2 separate regions of the Homo sapiens genome follow, and region 1 is linked to region 2. A link is a contact called in ENCODE Hi-C or POLR2A ChIA-PET data. All regions are on one chromosome and are shown on one strand. Each heading gives the region's core, a stretch centred on a gene start or an enhancer-like site at or near the end of the contact. The rest is flanking DNA. Distances are from core to core; before and after follow the strand shown. Region 1 has its middle 41 kb from the start of SLC29A4. Region 2 overlaps TNRC18 (trinucleotide repeat containing 18).

Region 1 (6,837 bases), core at 3,719-6,218, 87 kb after region 2:
GATCAGGACCTATGATGACTCCACGGACATTAGCTCAATGGCCACATTAATGCAGGATATAGCCTGCTTGGCTTCTGCATCCATCCATCCGCAGCCACACGGCCACTTAGAGCCCAGGCTGGAATCCTGGTCTGGGACAAAGGCCAGTGATCTTTCCAACACTGCGTGCCCAGGAATCACACACGTCTACACACATGTGCACACATGCATGCAAGTGAACATGCCACCCTGGCTCCACGCCGTCCTCCATGCTTGCCAGCAGGGTGGGCATGGTCTTGCATTCAGACACCCTGCTCTGTGGTCTCCAGACTTTATTTTTATTTTTATTTATTTATTTATTTTTGAGATAGTCTTGCTCTGTTGCCAGGCTGGAGTGCAGTGGCGTGATCTTGGCTCACTGCAACCTCTGCCTCCCGGGCTCAGGCGATTCTTCTGCCTCAGCCTCCTGAGTAGCTGGGACTAATGGCACCTGCCACCACACCTAATTTTTTTTTTTTTTTTTTTTTTTTGAGACAGAGTCTTGCTCTGTCGCCCAGGTAGAGTGCAGTGGCGCAATCTCGGCTCACTGTAAGCTCCGCCTCCCAGGTTCATGCCATTCTCCTGTCTCAGCCTCCTGAGTAGCTGGGACTACAGGCGCCTGCCACCACGCCCGGCTGATTTTTTTGTATTTTTTAGTAAAGACGGGGTTTCACCGTGTTAGCCAGGATGGTCTCAATCTCCTGACCTCGTGATCTGCCCGCCTCGGCCTCCCAAAGTGCTGGGATTACAGGTGTGAGCCACTGCGCCCGGCCTGTTTCAAGCCTCTCAAGTACCTCCTGCATTCCTATCACTCAGCATGCACCCTTTCCAGGCAGCCTCTTTTGTCCAACACACAAATGTGTTGTCAGACAATGGATTCCAATTTTGGGATTGGAAAAAAAAGATTCCCATTAGTAACGCAGGGAGAACACACAATCATTGTGGGGCTACATACTAATGTGAATAAATCAGCTCCTAACAGGCTCTCTCTGTTAGAAAAGTCACCAGAAGGAAACACACAGCAGTGTTAACCCCAGGTTAGCTCTGGCACTGGCAGTTACAGGTGATCTTTCTTTTCTTTTCTTTTCTTTTCTTTTTTTTTTTTTTTTTTTTTGAGATAAAGGCTCACTCTGTCGCCCAGGCTGGAGTGCAGTGGCATGATCTCAGCTCATCACAACCTCCGCCTCCCAGGTTCAAGCGATTCTCCTGCCTCAGCCTCCCGAGTAGCTGGGATACAGGTGCCTGCCACCATGCCCGGCTAATTTTTCTATTTTTAGTAGAGATGGGATTTTGCCATCTTGTCCAGGCTGGTCTTGAACTCCTGACCTCAGATGATCCACCCACCTTGGCCTCCCAAAGTGCTGGGATTACACAGGTGTAAGCCCCTGTGCCTGGCTAGAGACTGGTTTTTGTTGTTTTGTTGTTGTTGTTGTTTTTGAGACAGGGTCTCACTCTATCCCCCAGGTTGGAATGTGGTGGTGCGATCATAGCTCACTGCAGCCTTGATCGAGACCCTGGGCTCAAGTGATCCTCCCATCTCAGCCTCCCCAGTAGCTGGGACTACAGGTGCGTGCCACTATGCCCAGCTAGGGGCAGGGACAGTTTGTGAAAAGAGCCACTTGCTGCCATGTAGGACGAGCTCTCTCTCTCCGATGACCCCATCCAAATCCTTCTGGAGGACAGGGCCTGGGGAGGGACCCGTGCTCCGAAGCCCCAAAGCCCTCTCTGATGGAAACTGCCCAGTGATGGGCACAGCTCTACGTGTCTTCATCTTTCTAGGAGCCCAGAGGTTCTTCCAGATTTGGGGTGCCTCCTTAAGAGGGACCCCCAGAACACTGACACAGTCTGACCCCTGGAGTCAGGGGGTGGGGACAGGAGCTGATCCCTTGAACTTCCTCAAAAGGAGCAGAAAGCTGAAAATAACCAGAAAAGATGCTCCCCAGAGCCTTAAGCAAAGGAGCTCGTCTGAACAAATTGCGGGTTTTTCTCCTTTGCCGGCAACACGGCAGCCACAGCCCTCAGCCCTGCCTGCGGTGCCCACCTGAAGCAAACAGAGTGACTTTGCCAACCACAGTGACGTTCTGCATTGGTGTAGGTTTCAGGACAGAATGGAGCAGCCTGGGCGCTCCCACGAAGGTCAAGAAGGACATAAATGACAGAGCTGGCCAGCGGCCAGGACGCGGGGCCCATGGTGGGTTCTGGGGCAGTGGCCAGGGACCCTCCTGGGGGCCATTTGTCAGCACCAAGGAGGCTGCAGGGACCTGACTGCGAGTCTGTCAAGAAGAGGGCCGCAGGCAGCCTGGGGCATGGTGCCATGGTCTGGGCTTGGGGGTGGATGGTGGCCAATCCCAGAACGCATCTCTGCATCTCAGAAGGGGCCCAGGGAAGCCAGGGTGGGGTGGCTGAGGGTGGGGAGCTATGCAGATCCTGGCTCTTCAGACAAGGACAGCAGGGGCCTCCCCCGGCCCTGTTCCCTCAGCCTCTGCCAGGAGCAACTGAACCCTGTCCTGCCCTGTGCCACCAGCTGGGATGAGTTACCTTGCCCAGGAGAGTCTTCTATTTGGGGAGGGGTGTTTTGTGAGCAAAGTGCCCTGAAGCCAATGGGTCACTGTGCACACCATGAGGCGTTTCTTTCATTCTAAGGTGTCACTTAGTTACGGATTTCCAGGGGACAGGTGGCCAAATTAATGACCCTGGGCTGTGAAACACTCCAATTTTCTTTCTTTCTTTCTTTCTTTCTTTCTTTCTTTCTTTCTTTCTTTCTTTCTTGCTTGCTTGCTTGCTTGCTTGCTTTCTCTCTTTCTTTCCCTTCCTTCCTTCCTTTCTTTCTTTCTCTCTCTTTCCCTTCCTTCCTTTCTTTCTTTCTCTCTCTCTTTCTTTCCCTTCCTTCCTTTCTTTCTCTCTCTTTCTTTTCCTTCCTTCCTTCCTTCCTTCCTTTCTTTCTCTCTTTCTTTCCCTTCCTTCCTTCTTTCCTTCCTTCCTTTCTTTCATTCTTTCTTTCTTTCTCTCTCTCTTTCTTTTCCTTCCTTCCTTTCTTTCTATCTTTCTCTCTCTCTCTTTCTTTCCCTCCCTCCCTCCCTCCCTCTCTCTCTCTTTCTTTCTTTCTTTCTGACAGAGTCTCACTCTGTTACCCAGGCTGGAGTGTAGGGGTGCGATCTTAACTCGCTGCAATCTCCGCTTCCTGGGTTGAAGCGATTCTCGTGCCTCAGCCTCCTGAGTAGCTGGGAGTACAGGCACGCACCACCAAGCCTGGTTAATTTTTGTATTTTTTAAAGGAGACGGGGCTTTGCCATGTTGGCCAGGCTGGCCTCGAACTCCTGGCCTCGAATGATCCACCTGCCTTGGCCTTCCAAAGTGCTGGGATTACAGGCGTGAGCCACCGTGCCCCGCCCCTAACACTCCAATTTCATAAACACCACCACAGGGAAGGAATGGTCTTAGAATGAGTAGGTGGCTGCGTGTGGTGCCTCATGACTGTATTCCCAGCACTTTGGGAAACTGAGGTAGGAGGACTGCTTGAGCCCAGGAGTTTAAGACCAGCCTGGGCAATGTACCGAGAACCTGCCTCTACAAAAAGGCATAGTAGTGGGCACCAGGAGTCCCAGCTACTTGGGAGACTGAGGTGGGAGGATCACTTGAGCCCAGGAGGTTGAGGCTGCAGTGAGCTGTGATCCCACCACTGCACTCCAGCCTGGGTGACAGAGTGAGACCCGAACTCTAAAAGAAAAAAGAAAGAATGAGGCTGGGTGCAGCGGCTCATGCCTGTAATCCCAGCACTTTGGGAGGCCGAGGCAGGCGGATCACCTAAGGTCAGGAGTTCGAGACCAGCCTGGCCAACATGGCGAAACCTCATCTCTACTAAAAGTACAAAAATTACCCAGGCGTGGTGGCACGTGCCTGTAATCCCAGATACTCGGGAGGCTGAGGCAGGAGAATCGCTTGAACCTGGGAGGCGGAGGTTGCGGTGAGCTGAGATTGTACCACTGCACTCCAGCATGGGTGACAGAGTGAAACTCCATCTCAAAAAAAAAAAAAAAAAAGGAAGGAAGGAGGGAGGGAGGGAAGGAAGGAAGGGAGGGAAAAAAAAGAGAGAAAGGACCATGTATTGCCCAGGCAGAGCCTTATGGTTTACACTCACTGCTCTCGAACCTCACTCCCTGTACCTGCTGTTATCTCCGTGGGATGCAGGGAAGCCAAGGGCCTCTCTAGCACTTTCTCCATCCTGAGGTGCTGGGCAGCTCTCTCCTCAGGCTCTCTCGGGAGCTGTCTGTGCTTGGCCACCCTCCTTCCCCGGGGACATATCAGACTACACAGTGCCTGCTTCAGAGCAGACAGCGTTTGCTGGTGCGGGGTGTGTGTGTGTGTGTGTGTGTGTGTGTGCGCACGTGTCTATGTGTGTGTGTGTTGGGAGAGCCTCTGTCTGAAGGCTGAGGTCAGGAGCTCAGAGTCAAGCCGTCTGGGGGTGATGCTCCGGTCGCCCTCTCTAGATCTGACTGGCTTTTTCTTTTTCTTTCTTTCTTTTTTTTTTGACATGCACTCTCACTCTGTCGCCCAGGCTGGAGTGCAGTGGCGCGATCTCGGCTCACTGCAACGTCCGCCTCCCAGGTTCAAGTTAGTGTTCTGCCTCGGCCTCCTGAGTAGCTGGGATTACAGGCGCCCGCTACCATGCCCAGCTAATTTTTGTATTTTTAGTAGAGACGGGGTTTCACCATGTTGGCCAGGCTGGCCTCAAACTCCTGACCTCAGGTGATCCGCCTGTCTCAGCCTCCCAAAGTGCTGGGATTACAGACGTGAGCCACCTCGCCCGGCCTGACCGGCTTTATCGATTCACCATTTTAAATGGTGATGAATCGGCTCTCCCGCGGGGGAATGGCATGATTAGGAAACAGGTCGTTGAGAGGGGAGGGGTGGCCAATAAGAAGGCAGGCGGCCAGGAGGCCGTGGGGCTACAGACAGGGGAGGGAGCTGCCGCTGGAATGGAGTCCCACTGTGGCAAGGTCACCCTCTCCCCGGAGGGAGAGGCGCCCTCCGAGACCCACATTCATCCACAGGCGGTAACGAGAACAGAGTGAAATTCCCATTGTCGGAGGAAGCCAGGTTTCTCCACGGCCTCTGTTTGCCATTTTTGCATTGGGAGTTCATTCAAACTAGCACATTGGCGAAGCTCCCGGGTGCGACCGCCCAGCCCCCAAGGACACAGTCTGACCAGGGCACCCTCCCCCACAGCTCGCCAACCCACCAGCCCCGCAGATGTCTGCACAGTTGGGAGACTTCCACCACCTAGTGGCCGTGAAGAAAACCATCCACCCTCCTCAGAGCTCGGGGTTGGGAGGAGACTCAGGCGGCTCCTGAGGTCCTGATGGTCTATCCGTCTGTGTCTCGCAGCGTTAGGGTCCAGAGAAACACAGGAAAGGCAGGGCGGGGGCGGGGAGGGGTGCAGGGGAGCTCACCTGGCCCGGCCTGCCTCCCTTGTCTACCCAGCTTGCAGGGCCTCAGCAGCTCCAGGAGTCTGACAACAGCGCTCTGGGGAGGAAAATCTTACCAAGGAAGAGTTTGTAACTGTAGCATGCTTGTAAACTAGAATATTATTATTTTTTTTTTTGGTAGAGGCTGCGGCGGGTCTCAAACTGTTGCCCAGGCTGGTCTCGAACTCCTGGCCTCAAGTGATCTTCCTGTCTCAGCCTCCTGAGTAGCTGGGCATATCAGCCCACCTGGCTAATTTTTTTTTTTTTTTTTTTTTTTTTTTTTGAGCTGGAGTCTCGCTCTGTCGCCCAGGCTGGAGTGCAGTGGCGCGATCTCGGCTCACTGCAAGCTCCGCCTCCCGGGTTCACGCCATTCTCCTGGCTCAGCCTCCCGAGTAGCTGGGACTACAGGCGCCCGCCACCACGCCCGCCTAAGTTTTTGTATTTTTAGTAGAGAGGGGGTTTTACCGTGTTAGCTGGGATGGTCTTGATCTCCTGACCTTGTGATTCTCCTGCCTCGGCCTCCAAAGTGCTGGGATTACAGGCGTGACCCACCATGCCCGGCCACACCTGGCTAATTTTTTAATTTTTCGTAAAGACGGGGGTCTTGCTCTGTTGCCCAGGCTGGTCTTCAACTCCCAGCCTCAAGCAATCCTCTCACCTCGGGCTCTCAAAGTGCTGGGATTACAGGTGTGAGCCACTGTGCCTGGCCCCTAGGATACTATTTTATATTTCTAAAGATATCTGCATTATTTATTTATTTATTTATTTATTTTTGAGACAGAGTCTCACTCTGTCGTCCAGGCTGGAGTGCGGTGGCGCCATCTCGGCTCACTGCAACCTCCGCCTCCCGGGTTCAAGCGATTCTCCTGCCTCGGCCTCCCGAGTTGCTGGGATTACAGGCACGCGCCACCACGCTCAGCCAATTTTTTTATATTTTTAGTAGAGATGGGGTTTCACCACGTTGGCCAGGCTGGTCTCGAACTCCTGACCTTGTGATCTGCCTGCCTCGGCCTACCAAAGTGCTGCGATTCCAGGCGTGAGCCACCGCGCTCAGGCAATTTTTTGTATTTTTAGTAGAGACGGGGTTTCACCATTTTGGCCAGGCTGGTCTCGAACTCCTGACCTCGTGATCCGCCCGCATCAGCCTCCCGAAGTGCTGGGATTCCAGGCGGGACCCTCTGCGCCCACCGGGTGCTTGGCTTTAAAGGTGACTTGTCCTCCCGCCCACGCCATTCCTCAGAGTCACTGCAGGACTGAATGAATGGCGAGGGCAGGCGGGCAGGAGGCTCCAGGACTTCCTTCAGAGCCCGTTTCATTTTACTTAGGGCTTCTGCTAGTTAGTACCCGTGTGCTC
Region 2 (7,599 bases), core at 1,586-4,085:
CCCAGACATGTTCTAACCCCTTCACTTCACACACTTACCATGCAGGACTGTGTGAAGTGGGTTTCTCCTATGAACCGCTCTCTATAGGTGGCTCACATATGGACAGGCACCAGACTGGCTGCGGTGGCTCACGCCTGCAATCCCAGCACTTTGAGGTGGGAGGATCCCTTGAGGCCAGGAGTTTTGAGACTGGCCTGGGCAACACAGCAAGACCCTGCCTCTACCAAAAAAAAAAAACAACAAAAAAACAATTAGCTGGGAGTGGTGGTGATCAGTGCCTATAGTCCCACCTACTCTGGAAGCTGGGGCAGGGGGATTGCTTGAGCCCAGGAGGTGAAGGCTGCAGTGAGCTATGATCATACTGCCTCACTCCAGCCTAGGCAACAGAACCCACAACTCTGTCTCAAAATAAAGAAAAAGGCTGTTTGCAGTGGCTCATTCCTGTAATCCTAGCACTTTGGGAGGCCGAGGTGGGCAGATCACCTGAGGTCAGGAGTTCAAGACCAGCCTGGTCAACATGGTGAAACTCCGTTTCTACTAAAAATAAAAAAATTAGCTGGGTGTGTTGGGGGGCACCTACCACACATTAACAGTGTCTGTTCTTGGGATGCTGAGATGTGGGGTGATTTTCCTTGGGTGTCTGAGCCTCCATTTGTCAACAATGAATCTGTTCTGTTCCAGGTTCCTGCTACAGTATCAAAAGGCAGACACTGGGTGAGCCTCTGGTATTATAGCTGGATATAATAGCTGGGTATTCAGCTGTTCAGATGCCAGGAATTGGAAACCCTGGGCCTCCAACAGAAGGAACTCTTGGGAAAGGCCCAAAGAGGCAATGTAGTCCAGTGGTTAAGGAGCCAGAACTGAAGCTAAAGCTACGTCCCCAGTGTTCAAAGCCCAACTCTATTGATCATTCCCTGCTGTAACCTTGGACAGATAGCTATCCTTTTTTTTTTTTTTTTTTTTTTTTTGAGACGGAGTCTCACTGTGTCGCCCAGGCTGAAGTGCAGTGGCACAAACTCGGCTCACTGCAACCTCCGCCTCCCAGGTTCAAGCAGTTCTCCTGCCTCAGCCTCCCAAGTAGCTGAGATTACAGGTGCCCACCACCATGCCCAGCTAATTTTTGTATTTTAGTAGAAACATGGTTTCACCATGTTGGTCAGGCTGATCTTGAACTCCTGACCTCAAATGATCTGCCCACCTCAGCCTCCCAAAGTGCTGGGATTACAGTTGTGGGCCACCGCTCCTGGCTGTATTCTGCTTTTCAGACTTAGTTCAGTCTGTGTTATATCATGTGTACTGCCACATGGGATGGGCTTTTACTTTTATTTTCTATCTTTTTTTTTTTTTTAAAGACAGAATCTGTCCTACTGCCCAGACTGGAGTACAGTGGTGAGATCTTGGCTCGCTGAAACCTCTGCCTCCCAGATTAAAGCGATTCTCTTGCCTCAGCCTCCCGAGTAGCTGGGATCACAGGCGCTCACCACCATGCTCGGCTCACTTTTGTATTTTTAGTAGAGACAAGGTTTCGCCATGTTGGCCAGTCTCGTCTCGAACTCCTGACCTCAGGTGATCGGCCCACCTCAGCCTCCCAATGTGTTGCGATTATAGGCATGAGCCACCACGCCTGGCCTTCTATCAATATTTTTATTGTATTTATTTATAAGAGACAGAGTCTTGCTCTGTTTCCCAGTCTGGAGTGCAGTGGTGATTGTAGCTGACTGCAGCCTCAAATTTCCAAGTTCGAGCAGTTTTCCTGCCTCAGTCTCCTCTGAGTAGGTGGGACCACAGTGGCACACCAACACACCTTGCTAATTTTTCTTTTAATAAGAGACGGTGGTCTCAGCCGGGCGCAATGGCTCATACCTGTAATCCCAGCACTTTGGGAGGCCGAGGCGGGTGGATCACGAGGTCAGGAGTTCGAGACCAGCCTAGCCAATATGGTGAAACCCCGCCTCTACTAAAAAAATACAAAAAAGTAGCCGGGTGTGGTGGCGGTCACCTGTAGTCCTAGCTACTCGGGAGGCCGAGGCAGAAGAATCGCTCGAACCCAGGAGGCGGAGGTTGCAGTGAGCCGAGATTGTGCCACTGCACTCCAGCCTGGGTGGCAGAGCGAGACTCTGTCTCAAAAAAAAAAAAAAGGCGGCGGCGGGGAAGGTGGTCTCACTGTGTTGCCCAGGCTGGTTTCAAACTCTTGGGCTCAAGTGATCCTCCTGCCTCGACCTCCCAAAGTGCTGGGATTACAGGTGTATACCACCACGTCTGACTAATTAAAAAAAAATTATTTTCGTGCAGATGGGGTGGGGTCTCCTTATGTTGCCCAGGATGGTCTTGAACTCCTGGGCTCAAGCAGTCCTCCTGCCTTGGCCTCCCGAAGCGTTGGGATTACAGGCGTGAGCCACCACACCTGGACATCAGTATTTTTTTTGTTTTTTGCGACAGAGTCTCACTCTTGTGGCCCAGGCTGGAGTACAGTGGTGCAACCTCAGCTCACTGCAACCTCTGCCTCCCGGGTTCAAGTGATTCTCTTGTCTCAGCCTCCAGAGTAGCTGGGATTACAGGCTCGTGCCCTCACGCCTAATTTTTGTATTTTTAGTAGAGACGGGGTTTCACCATGTTGGCTGGGCTGGTCTCGAACTCCTGGCCTCAAGTGATCCGCCTGCCTTGGCTTCCCGAAGTGCTGGGATTACAGGCGTGAGCCACCGCGCCTGGCTGTCAGTATTTTTAAATGGTTGAATGCCATCCCACTGCCTGCCTGTCTCCTGCCACTGACCCTGCTGGCGGTTGGTGGTTTGGGTGGTGATGGTGTTTTGCTGTCATAGTTACCAAAGCAGGCAGCGTCTCTGTTTTGCATACAGAACTTCTATCACGTCGGAAGTTATTTTCTTATTTACTTTATGTTTTTTTTACAAAAAAGTAGGGGAAGGCACCCAGCCGTGGGTTTTCAGATCAAAGGGAAAGAAACAGTTACTGGCTTTATCTGATTATAACAGTAATTTGGAAGATAAAGAAAAGAAAAATCCATTCAGGCCTTTTTTTTTCTGCTGTCATTTCCTTTTGTTTCCCTGTGGGTACAGCTGCAGGGACATGTACCAGGAGCTGCAGCTATCTGCTTAATGACGGATCCCAGAGATAAGGGGACAGCGCCACTAACATTCTTTCAGCGCCTAAGATGCCTCTGATTCCAGAAGGATGACTTGCATTAAAGAGTTCAGCAGCAACAAGAAAATAAAACACACAGACACACACACACACACACACACACACACACACACACACACGCACAAACACACACATATATATTTTTCCCCCCCAAAATGGGGATTAAACTGTATATTCTTTTTCCCTAGAACATACCATTTTTTGTTTCTTTTAATGCTCTCTGCTTTGACTTTCATTTTGGATATGGACGCTGTGACTTCTGTTGTTGTCTTGGTAGCATTTGACCATTGTTATCTTTATTTATTACTTTTCTACCTCTCCTGGCCTTGGCCATTTGTTTTGGTGGTTGTTGTTGTTTGTTTGTTTTTTGACACAGAGTCTCACTCTGTCGCCCAGGCTGGAGTGCAGTGGCACGATGTCGGCTCACTGTAACGTCCGTCTCCTGGTTCAAGCGATTCTCCTGCCTCAGCCTCCCGAGTAGCTGGGACTACAGGCGTGTGCCACCATGCCCAGCTACTTTTTTATATTTTTAGTAGAGATGGGGTTTCACCGTGTTAGCCAGGATGGTCTCGATCTCCTGACCTCGTGATCCGCCCGCCTCGGCCTCCCAAAGTGCTGGGATTACAGGCAGGAGCCACTGCACCTGGCCTTTTTTTTTTTTTCCTTAATTTTATTTTATTTTTGAGACGGAGTTTTGCTCTTTTTTGCCCAGGCTGGAGTGTGGTGGCGCGATCTCGGCTCACTGCAACCTCCGCCTACCGGGTGCAAGTGATGATTCTGCCTCAGCCACCCGAGTAGCTGAGATTACAGGCACCCGCCACCATGCCCAGCTAATGGCCATTTGTTTTAGACGTGTCCCTTTTAGAAAGTGTAGATTTTTTAGCTGGGCATGGCGGTACATGTCTGTAGTCCAAGCTACTTGGGAGGCTGAGGCAGGAGGATTGCTTGAGCCCAGGAGGTTGAGGCTATCAGTCAGCTGTCATTGTGCCATGGCACTCCAGCCTGGGCAACACAGCCAGACCCTGTCTCAAAAACAACAACAAAACAGAGAGTGAAAAAACGGAGGCAGCCTACAGGCCCTTCTCATCGCGGGGGTGGTTAAAGTAAGTGCATTAGGGTTTCTCCATACCTTGGCTCAATAGGCTGCTGTTAAAATGAAGCTCCTTTCATATGTATCAGTCATGTTGAGGGGAAACGTTGCAAAGCAGGACTGTTGGTAAATTCCCACTTTTTTTTTTTTAAAATACTGTGTGTGCATGGTTGTGTCTGCGTAGCCTTCATATTTACACGGTTGTGTGTGCTTGTGGAAAGTTCTAGAAGGATACACCATGCTGTTACTAGTAGCTGACTCTGTGGAGTTGGTAGGAGGGTCACTGGAGAGGAACTTGCAACATATATACACTTCAGTGGTGTCTTTTTTGGGCAGACGGGGCAACAAGTAATATATACTAGTAATAAGATAATACACGTTAAAAACAGCCTGTAATCCCAGCACTTTGGAAGGCCAAGGCGGGAGGATTGCTTGAGACCAGGAGTTTGAGACCAGCCTGGGCAACATAGCAAGACCCTGTCTCTAAAAAAATAAAAACTTAGCTGGGTGTGGTGGTGTGCACCTGTAGTCCAGCTACTCAGGAGGCTGAGGTAGGAGGATAACGTGAGCCCAGGAGGTCGAGGCTGCATTTAGTGGTGATGGTGCCACAGTCCTCTGGCCTGGGCAACAGAGCGAGACCTTGTCTCTAAAAAAAAAAAAAAAAAAAAAAAAAAAAATTGCAGGGCGCGTTTGCTCATGCCTGTAATCCCAGCACTTTGGGAGGCCGAGGCGGGCAGATCACAAGGTCAGGAGATCGAGACCATCCTCGCAAACACGGTAAAACCCCGTCTCTACTGAAAATACAAAAACATTAGCCAGGTGTGGTGGCGGGTGCCTGTAGTCCCAGCTACTCGGGAGGCTGAGGCAGGAGAATGGCGTGAACCCGGGAGGCAGAGCTTGCAGTGAGCCAAGATCGCGCCACTGCGCTCCAGCCTCGGTGACAGAGCGAGACTCCGTCTCAAAAAAAAAAAAACAAAAAAAAACCCAAAACCAAAAACGCTTGCAGGAAGAGAGAGAAGGGGTGTTTTGTTCCTCCTGGGAGGGCGCACTTGGGGTGGCACAGAACTTGGGGGTGAGTGAGTGAGGGGGACAGGGGTGCTGCCTGTGCTTTCCCTGCCGTTTGATGGCTCCTCTCTGCTGCTTCCTCCTCCAGAAGAAGAAAGGGAAAGAGGCTGGGCCAGGAGCTGGGCTGCCGCCGCCCCGAGCTCCTGCCTTGCCCTCTGAGGCCAGGGCTCCTCACGCCAGCTCCCTGACCGCTGCCAAAAGGAGCAAAGCCAAGGCCAAAGGGAAGGAGGTGAAGAAGGAGGTGAGGCTCACCGTGCCCTGGTTGGGGGCTGTGGGGGGCTCAGCCATGCTCCTGTGGTCAGGGCAGGGGGCTCCACCTGCTCCTCTGTATTCACCCTCCCTATAGCTGTGGCTCAGAGAGGTTGCGGGTGACGAGGGTGATGTGGCCGTCCCCACACTCCAGGGATAAGGAGATACTGGGGACTCTGCTCCTGTCCTCAGGAAATGTCTGCTCTAGCGGGGGCGAGGGACACTGGAACAGAGACCAGGAGACCTGGGTGACAGGCCCCCAGCCCAGCACCAGGTCCTCACAGGGCCCTCAGGCTTGGGTGAATCTGCCCGAGTGGCAGATGATGGCATGTCCACTCCCCACACCTGCTAGCCCCTGCCCGAGTGGTTTTTCCTCAAGCCCATTGGGTGGAAATGCTGGAGATGCTGCTGAAGTTTCTCTAAGAAGGGAACGGAGGCACCTGCCATAGTGATGGACTGAGGTATGGTAGTGAGTACTGAGTGCTGAGTGCTGATACTGAGCACAGAGTACTGAGTATTGAGCACCGAGTACTGAGCATGGGCCAGCTGGGTTTTGGGCCCATTTCACCTTCCCCCTGGCCTCTGGGGTGCCCCTAACTGGGATCCCTGCCATGCACATGACAGATTCCCCCTGCGGCCTGACTGTGGCTCCAGGTTTCCAGAGAGGGTCCCCAACCCGGCAGGACCCCTGTTCAGGTCCTAAGTCATTTGTCGGCCATGTTCTGTCCCCAGAACCGCGGCAAGGGGGGTGCCGTGAGCAAGCTGATGGAGAGCATGGCAGCCGAGGAGGACTTTGAACCCAACCAAGACTCGAGCTTCTCTGAGGACGAGCACCTGCCGCGTGGCGGGGCTGTGGAGCGGCCGCTGACCCCGGGTGAGTGGCCGTGATGCCACATGTGCCGGGCGGGGCTGCTGGAGCCTCCCTTGGGGGAGGCAGATCTGAGCAAGGCTTGAGACTGAAGGGCTGGGCTAGCTGGGGGCAGGGAACCACAGGAGCAGAGATCCTGAGGCTGAGTTATCCGGGTCGATGAGAAGGCTGGACTGGCTGCAGCTTAGTCAACTGCAGATGAGGCAAGAGAGCGGCCCTGGGACCAGGGAGGAGGCAGGTCCTGCGGGGCTTGGGAAGGAGTTCCGTGTTGGCCCTAAGGAAAATGCGAAGCTTTCTGAGGTTAGATGTGGGGATGTGATATGGTCAGATTGGCTTTAAAATGAGCTGTCTGGGCCGAGCGTGGTGGCCCATGCCTGTAATCCCAGCACTTTAGGAGACCGAGTTGGGCAGATCACCTGAGGTCAGGAGTTCCAGACCAGCCTGGCCAACATGGTGAAACCCTGATTCTACTGAAAATACAAAAATTAGCTGGGTGTGGTGGCGGGCGCCTGTAATCCCAGCTACCCGGGAGGCTGGGGCAGGAGAATCACTTGAAACCAGGAGGCGGAGGTTGCGGTGAGCCAAGATCATGCCATTGCATTGCACTCCAGCCTGGGCAAAGAGCAAAACTGTGTCTCAAAAAAAAAAAAACTGTCTGGTGCTGCACAGAGAACGAGTGGGGGCCCCAGGGAAGGCAGGGAGTCCAGTTAGGAGGCTGTGCTGTCCAGGCGAGAGTGGGTTGTAGCCTGGGGCTGCCATGGGGGCAGCAGGGAAGGAGGCGGGGCAGGGTGCACACATTAGGAGGGAGTGTGGATGGGAGGTGGGGTCGGGGGTGCAGGCAGAGGAGAGGGGAAGGGAAGGGTGAGGACAGGTGTGGGGGTGGGGGGAAGCCCTGTCCCTGAGACCCGGGTCAGGGAGAGTCATGTGCTGGGCTTTGATGACTCAATCGGGAAGTCACGCCCAGGCTGGGACCCAGGGGTCTGTAGCCCAGAGGCGAAATCGTGGGTATGGATGGGGGAGCGAGTGAGAAGGAGTCGGCCGCCCCAAGGCTGCATTGGTCACCTGCCGCTATGTGACAACCAGCCGCCGCCTGTGTGCGTCTCAGGGGCATGTAGGGCTGCTGGGTGGCCATGCAGACCCCCAGTGGCCTTGCTCCTGCGGTGATGGG

The links. A loop is a pair of places that touch in the nucleus more often than their neighbours do. ChIA-PET counts read pairs that join two places held with the same protein, here RNA polymerase II (POLR2A). Pooled maps may share reads with other maps.
Region 1: a map of mammary epithelial cell shows a loop between it and region 2 (3-fold over the local background). The contact joins two enhancer-like sites. A Hi-C loop is called at or near these places in 4 of 168 maps with a recorded cell type or tissue (CD4-positive, alpha-beta memory T cell, GM12878, heart right ventricle and 1 more), 15 of 37 single-sample maps with no recorded cell type and 8 of 50 pooled maps. POLR2A ChIA-PET finds 5 or more read pairs at or near these places in 4 of 52 experiments (AG04450, H1, OCI-LY7 and 1 more).

Annotation. Positions count from the first base shown.
Region 1 is chr7:5,238,829-5,245,665 of GRCh38, reverse strand. No RefSeq gene overlaps it. Among named protein-coding and RNA genes, the nearest start is that of SLC29A4, 41 kb to the left of the region's middle. RefSeq lists enhancers at 4,591-4,680, 5,154-5,448. Within about 2 kb of position 4,968, at least 9 of the 41 ENCODE cell types and tissues checked have a DNase peak (open chromatin) inside an H3K27ac peak, as active enhancers do.
Region 2 is chr7:5,323,052-5,330,650 of GRCh38, reverse strand. TNRC18 (trinucleotide repeat containing 18) reads left to right here. Exons shown (of 30, transcript NM_001080495.3): 20 at 5,403-5,555; 21 at 6,296-6,437. Among named protein-coding and RNA genes, the nearest start is that of SLC29A4, 44 kb to the right of the region's middle. RefSeq lists enhancers at 7,026-7,559, 7,560-7,599. Within about 2 kb of position 2,835, at least 3 of the 41 ENCODE cell types and tissues checked have a DNase peak (open chromatin) inside an H3K27ac peak, as active enhancers do.